Regions from separate parts of the Homo sapiens genome. Here region 2 is linked to region 1. A link is a contact called in ENCODE Hi-C or POLR2A ChIA-PET data. All regions are on one chromosome and are shown on one strand. Each heading gives the region's core, a stretch centred on a gene start or an enhancer-like site at or near the end of the contact. The rest is flanking DNA. Distances are from core to core; before and after follow the strand shown.

Region 1 (5,013 bases), core at 1,572-4,071:
GCACCATTAAAATTCCAGATCTCTTCTGTTCATGGAAGATAACTTTGTCTTATACTGGATCATAAGGAGCTGGGGGTGGGAGGGTTCCTGAAGCACTGGAAGCAATCAAGCCACTCTCAGATTGGGTGAGCTTCCCTTTGGACAGAGACCCAGTCTAGATCCTTAAACACCCCCCTCCCCACCAAGGGGATTCCTGAGCCAAAGGCCCCAGCCAGCTCACCTCAAGGCCAAGCCACAGGACTCTGGGAGCCCATGACCTGAACCTCCACTCCTCTCTATCCACTTGCCCATCTGTGATATGGGATAAGGGTTTCTGTCCCAGAACTGACAGGGAGGTGGAAAAGTACAAATTTCAGATAGTAAGAGTCATCATTATGGGGGGAGAGAGTGACTCCTGGGATGAGAGTCCTGTCCCCCACCCCTCCACAACCCACCCCTCCACAACTCACCCCTCCACAACTCACCCCTCCCCAACTCACCCCTCCACAACTCACCCCACAGCACACACCAAAACTTGCCCCAAAGAGCAGAAAGAAAATACTAAAGGAGGTGAGAGTCTGACATCAAATGCCAGAGCCAGAGAGGGCACTCTTGGGGAACCTGAACCACTCCTCACTTTTCAGACACCCCACTCCTCACTTTTCAGACACCAGCAAGTGCAGGGATTTACCCAAGGTCACAGAGTAAGGCCGAACAGAGAGGCACAGGCCAGCAGGGCTCTCTTTTATCAATTTCCTAGAGAAAAGGGAGAGATTTACTCCTTGGCCCCCTTGAGGCAGAGCTGAGATGAGGTTGAGGTGAGGGACTCCCTGGATGCTGGTCTCAACACAGAGAGGAAGCACTTTCTTGCTACAGAGATATTCCACAACTCAAGAGGCTGCCCAGAGAGTGGAGAGTGACCTCCTCATCCTGTGGGGTATATGAGTAGCAAGCAGGTTCTGGAGTCCCGGCTGAGTCCTCTCTCTCTCATTCGGTAGTCAGGCAATCCCTGGGTGTCTACCATCCTTTCCTATCCTCCTGCCTGCCCCTCTCCTCTGAACCCCGTCTCCTAGCCTAGTCTGGCCCAGCTACATCTCCTTGGCTGGACCTGGTGGCAGTGGGGTTGGCTGGGTAATGCACAGACTGCTGACCTAACTATGTGTCCCCGAGGCCTTGCTACTGGGGGTTGGAGGGGCCAGGGCAGTTTGACCAGGCCTGAAGAAGGCTGGGCAGCGCTGGAGGGGCATGGGTCAGACCAGGTTATCCTCTGTTCCTGAGGAGAGTGAGCTCAGGCCCAAGGAGGAGAAGGAGGAGACTGGGGGCTCAAAGGAACGAGAACCTCCTTCTTCATCAGGATTTGGGGGTGCATCTCAGAGCTGGCTGGAGGAGCATGGTGTTTGAAGCCCCTGAAATCTGAATTTTAGCAGGAGCTGCTATTTCCTGACTTGCATAGTGGTCAAAGTTACTTCTCCTTCACGGTCCACAGAGAAGGGGTAATAATATTTGTCCCCAAGGGTGGTTTGTGGATTTTAAAAAATAAGTTAAATAATATTGCCCATACATTATAGGTACTCCATACATTTTCATTCGTTCGTTCATTCGTTAGTTGGGCCGGGAGGATGAATGGGATCTAGAGGCAGGTGGGAATGCGGAAGGGGATGATGCCCCAATACCGAGAACAATGTGAGACTCAGACGGAGGCAGGGGCGGGAGGGGAGCTCAAGCGAGGGATCAGCGTGAAGCCAGAGAAACAACCGACACTTTTCCTGCCAAGAAGGTGAAGCAGCTGCGGGTAAGAGTATAGGTTTGGCAGTGGGAAGTCGAGGGCGTTCCCGTCGAAGCTCCTTTTGTGTATAAGGCCTAAGAAGGGGCAGTGCGCTTTGCGAAGGTCTGAAAAAGACTAAGGGGATTAGGTAACGACTGAAAGGAAGTTTTCACAACTCTCCGTTTTTGGGGGATGGGTGCTGCTTTATCCGTCCAGGACTCCGTGCGTTGGGAAAATCACGCCGCGAGGGGGCGCAAGAGCCGCGTACTCCAGAGCAAGAAGAAAAGGCTCGGGGATCCAGGCGGAGAGTCCAGGAGAAGAGCCGCCAGACTGCAGGGGCAGGTGGAAGGCGTGGCAGCTGGAAAAGTAGGGGTGGGGGCGCGGTCGTGAAGGGTGGGACTTCTGGAGCAACGCTGGGCGGGTTGGGGGCCGGTCGGAGCCGGACAGGCGGCTGGGAGGTGGGATGGGCGGGGCGCTTGGGAGCGAGATGGGGGGACAAGGGCGTGGCTACAGCTAAATTCGCCGCAGAGGGCGGGCGGGGAGGGGGAGGGAAGGGGAGGAGGCGTGGCCTGGGCGGGGAGTAGGGCGCGACGGACCCTTCAGTTAGCCCGCGGCTCCCCGGGCTCTCCCTGGCGCCGAGTCCCACCCCTTTCCCGGCCCAGAGAGTGTGCGTCTGCGTGCACCTGAGTGTCAGTGTGTACGAGAGTTTGTGAGTCCGAGGTTGCCATGTTGGAGCCCCTGGGCAGGAGGTGTTTCCGCGCGGAGGCTGGTGGCCCGCGGTGGACGCGGCGCCCTGGCTGCGAGTCTGCGGAGCTGAGCACGCTCAGCGGTTGTGTGTGTCTCAGCGACTCCCTGGGGGCAGCTCGGCCTGCTGGGCTCCCGAGGGACCTCTCTGGAGGGCCAGAGGGTCGCCTCAGTCTGCAAGTCCTCCAGCAGGCTTTTTCTTCTTCGGCTCCTCCCTGATTCCCTCCCACCACGCGGTTCCCAGGCTCGCGCACGCCCGGAGCCCACCCCCTCTTTTGGGCGCGAGGCCCCGCCCCCCGCCCCCTTGCCTCTGCCGCAAAGTTTATTTGCAACAAAAGGGTGCCAGGAGCGAGCAGCCAAGGGCGTTGGGCAGGCGGACGCAGAGTCGAGGAACCAAGCGCTGGGATCCCGCCCAGGCGGTGCCGCGGTGCCCCTGGTCGCTCCAGCCGCGGCGGGGGCTGGGCCTGGGGGTCGGCGCTGAGGCGGGAGGGGCCGCCCGGGATGGAGACGTTGCGGCCGGTGGCCACAGAAACTTGAGCCGCGGCAGAGAAACCTCTGCTCCGGTCTCTGCGTCCTCTTCCCACACTCCCGTGCGCTGCTTTCGGCGTGGGCCGCTGCGCTCCTAGGGAGTGGGGGCGCAGGGGGGGTTGGCCGCGGCTGCCCGAGGCCAGCCCCCCCGGAGTGAGTTACGCCACTATGGCGGACGGGGCACCCCGGCCCCAGCTTTACCGCAGCGTCTCGTTCAAGCTGCTGGAGCGCTGGAGCGGCGGCCCCGGGCTGAGGGAGGAGGACACGGACACCCCCGGCTTGAGGCGACGCGCCTCGTGCCGGCCGACCACGGCTGCCCGGGGCCAGCCCTCTCGGCGCGTGTCCAAGCTGGCGTCTGGGCCCCTGGCCGCCCCCGCGCAGCCGCGCCCGCTCCGCAGCCTCTCGCCGTCGGTTCGCCAGCTCTCCCGGCGCTTCGACGCGCCGCGTCTGGACGACGGCTCCGCTGGGACCCGAGACGGAGGCGTCTTACCCGCGGCCGCGGAAGAAGCGGCCGAGGGCCCAGCGCGAGGAGCCTGGCCCAGCGTCACCGAGATGCGCAAGCTCTTCGGCGGTCCTGGCTCCAGGAGGCCCAGCGCCGACTCTGAATCCCCAGGAACGCCCAGCCCCGACGGTGCCGCGTGGGAGCCTCCGGCTCGGGAGTCGCGGCAGCCACCGACGCCACCCCCTCGGACATGCTTCCCCCTGGCGGGTCTGCGTTCGGCGCGGCCCCTGACCGGGCCGGAGACCGAAGGGAGGCTGCGCCGGCCGCAGCAGCAACAGGAGCGGGCGCAGCGTCCAGCGGATGGTTTACATTCTTGGCATATCTTCTCCCAACCGCAGGCCGGGGCCCGGGCCTCCTGCTCCTCCTCCTCCATCGCCGCCTCCTATCCTGTCAGCCGCAGTCGTGCTGCCAGCTCCAGCGAGGAGGAAGAGGAGGGCCCGCCGCAGCTGCCTGGAGCCCAGAGTCCGGCCTACCACGGCGGCCACTCCTCGGGCAGTGACGACGACCGAGACGGTGAGGGCGGCCACCGCTGGGGAGGGAGGCCCGGGCTCAGGCCTGGAAGCTCCCTATTGGATCAGGACTGCAGGCCTGACAGTGATGGGTTAAATCTAAGCAGCATGAACTCAGCAGGGGTTTCTGGGAGCCCTGAGCCCCCAACATCTCCAAGAGCCCCTAGAGAAGAAGGACTCCGGGAGTGGGGTAGTGGCTCTCCGCCCTGCGTCCCAGGTCCCCAGGAGGGACTTCGGCCTATGTCTGACTCTGTGGGAGGAGCTTTCCGTGTGGCCAAGGTGAGCTTTCCCTCGTACCTGGCCAGCCCCGCAGGCTCCCGCGGTAGCAGCCGTTATTCCAGCACGGAGACCCTCAAGGACGACGACCTATGGTCTAGTAGGGGTTCTGGGGGCTGGGGCGTGTACCGCTCCCCTAGCTTTGGAGCTGGGGAAGGGCTCCTGCGGTCCCAGGCTCGAACCCGTGCCAAAGGACCTGGAGGCACCTCTAGGGCATTGAGGGATGGAGGATTTGAGCCTGAAAAGAGTCGACAGCGGAAGTCCCTGTCAAATCCAGATATCGCCTCAGAGACCCTGACGCTTCTCAGTTTCCTGCGCTCAGACCTTTCAGAGCTGAGGGTCCGAAAACCTGGTGGGAGCTCCGGGGACCGTGGAAGCAACCCCCTAGATGGCAGAGACTCACCATCCGCAGGTGGCCCTGTGGGGCAACTTGAACCCATACCCATCCCAGCCCCAGCATCACCTGGCACGCGCCCCACACTCAAGGACTTGACAGCCACTCTGCGGAGAGCAAAGTCATTCACCTGCTCTGAGAAGCCCATGGCCCGCCGCCTGCCCCGCACCAGTGCTCTGAAGTCCAGCTCCTCCGAGCTCCTGCTCACAGGCCCTGGTGCCGAGGAGGATCCGCTGCCCCTCATCGTCCAGGACCAATATGTGCAGGAGGCCCGCCAGGTTTTTGAGAAGATCCAGCGCATGGGTGCCCAACAAGA
Region 2 (4,456 bases), core at 1,321-3,820, 480 kb before region 1:
GAGTCCCCAGCCCTTGTCCCTCCACCTTCCACCCGACCAGAGCCCTTTGCAGTTCACAAGGTACTTTCCACACGCACTTGGTTCCATCCTTTCCACAGCCCTGTGAGCTAACTTGACAGATGAGGAAACAGGCTCAAGAGAGGGCCTCAAACTACCCAGGTCCAGCAGTCGGGGCAGAGCCAGGTTGCAGGCGCAGTTCCTGAAGCCCCCCTGAAGCCTGCCCCTCCCTTTCCCCAGCGCTGCCGTCAACGCCGTGGCCTGGTGCTACTCCGGGAGCCACATGGTGAGCGTGGACCAGGGCAGGAAGGTTGTGCTCTGGCAGTAGGGCCACGACCTGCCTGCCTGGGCTGGAGCTCTTGCCCGAAGCCTGAAGCTTCCTTCGGCGCCATGCAGGGGTTGGGGTTGGGACTGGAGCTGGCCTTGGGATTTAATGGGGAAGAAGGCCTGGCAGGACCTGGCCTGTTTGTTTAAAAATGAAGTATGGGTTGGGGGATTACGCTAGTTTTTCTTTGTATTTTTATCTCTATCTCCTCACTTTTTCTCCCAAAGTAGAAAAAAATGATATCTGAACTGCGTCTGCCTACCTCTTTGCAGCATTCATGGTACAGAGACCTTTGGGCTAGTGGGCTCTGGAAGATCCAGGCTTGGCCCCCTTCCTCCTTCCATACAGAGCTGAGGCAGCCAGCCGAGTCTCTGCCTGCAGAGACAGGTGCTGCTCAAGTCTAACCATGGAAACAGCAGGAAGAAAGGCCCTGAGGCAGCAAAGAGCCATGGATGTGACTCTTGGTCCAACCTGGTCCTGAGGCCAAAGCAACATGTTGGGCCCACCTGCTTCAGGCACTCAGGGTAGACTGAAGCTGAGGAGGGGCTGGGGGAGCTCTGAGGAGAGGGCAGGGAGGCAGCCCAGAGGGGTCCCGGTGGGAAGATCCTAAAAACCCAGGTAGTGATATCAAAGTCCTTGGTCCACAGGGCCTCCCTTAGACTGGGTCCGCGTTCTTCCTCCAGGGGTAGTGCCCAGGGTGGGGCAGAGCAAGGCCTCTGTGTGTCTGTGCCTGGGGGAGGGCAGCTGTGGGCCAGATCTGGGCCTGGGGCTTTGCTTACAAGGCAGAGCCCACAGGGCAGAGTTGGGGCAAACCAACTTCCTTTACCAACCTAGGACTGGGCACAGGCCTGTGGAGACGGTGTTGGTTAAATGGCAACACCTACACTCTGCTGACTCCCAGACCACTCACTACTTTTGGTCTAGCTGCCTCCTGGCCATCATCTCCCCTGCAAGTGACCCGTTCCTCCTGCACCCCATGTCCCTGGGACCTTGTGCTGCTGGTTCTAGTACTCCTCCACCCTCCTGCCACTGTGGGCCACCTTCTAGACCTGCAGTCTCCCCATCCAATCCTTTCCCTTACTATGGCCAGAGTGACTTTTGTTGTTGTTGTTGTTGCTTTTGAGACACACAAAAAACCTTAGTGCAGCCTCAAACTCCTGCAGCCTTAAACCCCTGGGTTTAAGCAATCCTCCCACCTGGTCTTCCCGAAGGGCTGGGATTACAGGTGCACAGCACCATGCTCGGCCCAACAGGGTGACTTTCTAGGGTGTCGTGTTCACAAGTCCAATCCTTTGGAGTTCCCCTGCTGCCTTCAGAGACCACCCGCAACCCCAGCATGAAATCTGGAGCCCTTTGGATGTGACCCTGCTGGCCTCTCAGCTTCATCTTCATTTCCTTGCTATTCATTCATTCATTTACTCATTTAGAGATGATGTCTCACTATGTTGCCCAGGCTGGTCTCAAACTCCTGTGCTCAAGTGGTCCTCCTGCCTTAGCCTCCCCAGTAGCTGGGCCTATAGGTGCATGCCACCGTGCCTGGCTATTTCCTTGCTATCATGAGTGCATCTCAGACATGCTTTTCTTTCTTCCCAGAATGTTCTCCTTCCCTCCCAGCCCCCAGTTCAAATTTTTCTTTCAGGATTCCCCTTCCTTCGCCTGCCAGGCTGGGTAGAGGCCTCCTCTGTCCCTGAGCTCCCCTTTTGTATCTGCCTCCTCCATTTTAAGTCAAGGAACTCTTGGAAGAGGCCAGGATGGGAATAGATTATTTCCTGGGATCAGGCCTGGCACAGAGAATGACTCAGGAAATGTTTATTAAGTGGTTAAATTCTCTTATTCAGGCTGGATGCGGTGGCTCACGCCTGTAATCCCAGCACTTTAGGAGGCCAAGGAGGGCAGATCACCTGAGGTCAAGAGTTCAAGACCAACCTGAGCAACATAGTGAAACCTTGTCTCTACTAAAAATACAAAATTAGTTGGGCATGGTGGCACATGCCTGTAATCCCAGCTACTTGGGAGGCTGAGGCAGGAGAATCACGGAACCCAGGAGGAGGAGGTTGCAGTGAGCTGAGAATGCGCCATTGCACTCTAGCCTGGGCAACGAGAGTGAAACTCCATCTCAACAACAACAAAATTCTCTTATTCAAGGACTCAGCCAGTCTAACGGTCTAAGAGCCTTGGGCTCCAACATTCTTCGATACTCAGCCTTCTACTCTGCCCCAGCCCTCATGCCCTGGCTCCCAGCAGCCACCAGGGGTCACCAGCTGCCTAGTCTACTGAGGCCATTCCCGTTTCCAGGGACACATGGCTGGGGAGACCGACACTCCTGTAGCCACCGTGACTGAGCCCTTAGGAGGTGCCAGGCCCTGCCCTGCACCCTTTCTGCAGCATTATTTGTTCCTCCCAACTACATTGCCATGTAGCTACCATGTTTCCCAGGTGAGAAAACTGAGCTCAGAGAAGCCCTGCAGCTGGACTGTGGCTGCATTACACATACTCTTTTTAAAGCAACGTGTTCAGACTCGCAGTTAGGCAGGGCTGCGGGGCATGCCCCCTCCCCCAGGGTGTGTGTGCCCCCTGCCTGCTACCACGGGGGTAGAGGTGTGATGCTAGCCTTGTGTCTAACCTGACTCCCTCCCTACATCTTCACCCTTTTCTATTCTGGGTCCTGAGCCTGGACGGTTAGTATCCCTTGAAGTGAGGGACATGCAGGGACACAGGAGTGAGGGAACTTGAATCTTGGGAGGCCAGCTGCGCCATTGCGTTTCTCCCTCATTTCACAGGGTTGTAGTGGAGACTGCTTAGAGAGCCCAGAGGAGGTGCTCAGGAAATGGTCTGACTGATCTCTGGGACAGTGAGCCCTTCTCTCCCCCAAAACCTTCCCTTCTACTTTATGGGCGTCAATCTTACCACACACGCTGCTGCCATCGGGTGGAGTTGCCTCTCTCAGGGAGCACATGTTCACCTTAACTTGCTTGGAGGTCCCCCTCCCAGTAGGAGGGGGTGCTTCCTGGAGGAACAAGTCTGTAAGGCCAGAAACAGGCCAAGGAGTTCCCGGGAATGAGGTAGGCAGGAGGAAGAGGAGCTCACAGACTGAGCAGAGGAGTTCAGAGGGGCATGTCAGCGGGAAGGCTGTTCCTCCCTCCAGCCTCTTCAGTCCCGTTCAGCAGAGAGGTGAAAATAGATGTTGACAGCTCCTCCAGGCTCTCAGCAGTCACTGCCCAGGTTTTCAGAACTCTGGTGCTCAGGGGCTGCCTGCCTGAATTCGGGTGCCTAGGTCAAATCTGGAGTGGCCCGCACTCATGGGTATAAAAACTGAGACCCAGAGATGGGGCAGCTCCTTCGGGTCACAGAGCAGAGCTGGGATAAGAACCCAGACCTCTGATTCCTGCTTTTCTAAAAACTGGATTCAGATTCTGCAAAGGGGCTGGCCAGGGCTTCTGGAGGCCTAGTTCTAGGTTCTCCAGTTCTGTCTTCCTGGGAGATCTTGGGCAGGTCACAGTGACTTCCAGGCGCTCATATCCCCACCTGTGAAACTTCCTGCCCCAAGCCTCCCCAAAAGTGACATGGCTCTTCTGCAGAGCTGTTCTGTAGGCATGAGGACCATGGCCTCTGCCTGCCCTGCCCAATCTCAGGCCTTAGTGAGCCTGAGACCCCAGGGAGGGAGAAATGACAGATGCCCCTATCCTGTGCTCCTACTGCCCCTTGGTCATCTCTCAGTCCCTGGCTTCAGTCTGCTGTTGCGCTGAGTGTCTCCCACCAGATGCAAGCCCCTCAGTGACAAGGCTCCAGAGACCTGAACACTACCTGGGGCAGCACATTTGCTGAATTGAATAGAGGTGGTTTCTGGAGAGATCTGACACCATCAGACGTGGACCCATCTGTGAGATTCAGACATATCCATGCCTGGATACAGGCTCTTCCACTGGAGACACATTCACTCATCACAAACATTTTCAGCTTATCTGTACATTACCCTATTTCATCCTCCTGGATCTTAGAAGTTGCACTATCTGCTTGTTCCTACTTTACAGATGAGGAAAGCAGGGTCCAGAAGGTGAAGGGATGAGCCTCAAGTCACAGCTAATCTGAGGTGGCCTGGGGACTGGAATACATTTCCTTTGGCTGTGCTCTTTT

The links. A loop is a pair of places that touch in the nucleus more often than their neighbours do. ChIA-PET counts read pairs that join two places held with the same protein, here RNA polymerase II (POLR2A). Pooled maps may share reads with other maps.
Region 2: a pooled map shows a loop between it and region 1 (2.1-fold over the local background). The contact joins the enhancer-like site here to the promoter of ARHGEF17 in region 1. A Hi-C loop is called at or near these places in 3 of 168 maps with a recorded cell type or tissue (cardiac septum, heart left ventricle and thyroid gland) and 8 of 50 pooled maps. POLR2A ChIA-PET finds 5 or more read pairs at or near these places in 6 of 52 experiments (BJ, Caco-2, PC-3 and 3 more).

What each region holds. Positions count from the first base shown.
Region 1 is chr11:73,305,455-73,310,467 of GRCh38, forward strand. It overlaps ARHGEF17 (Rho guanine nucleotide exchange factor 17), which reads left to right and starts at 2,822. Exons shown (of 21, transcript NM_014786.4): 1 at 2,822-5,013. The coding sequence starts at 3,185. It overlaps ARHGEF17-AS1 (ARHGEF17 antisense RNA 1), which reads right to left and starts at 3,907. Exons shown (of 3, transcript NR_147696.1): 1 at 3,218-3,907; 2 at 2,428-3,110; 3 at 2,057-2,102. RefSeq lists silencers at 2,194-2,333, 2,734-3,063, 3,294-3,513 and enhancers at 2,934-3,811, 3,817-4,637.
Region 2 is chr11:72,829,066-72,833,521 of GRCh38, forward strand. ATG16L2 (autophagy related 16 like 2) reads left to right here. Exons shown (of 18, transcript NM_033388.2): 18 at 238-570. The coding sequence ends at 325. Among named protein-coding and RNA genes, the nearest start is that of ATG16L2, 17 kb to the left of the region's middle. Within about 2 kb of position 2,571, at least 13 of the 41 ENCODE cell types and tissues checked have a DNase peak (open chromatin) inside an H3K27ac peak, as active enhancers do.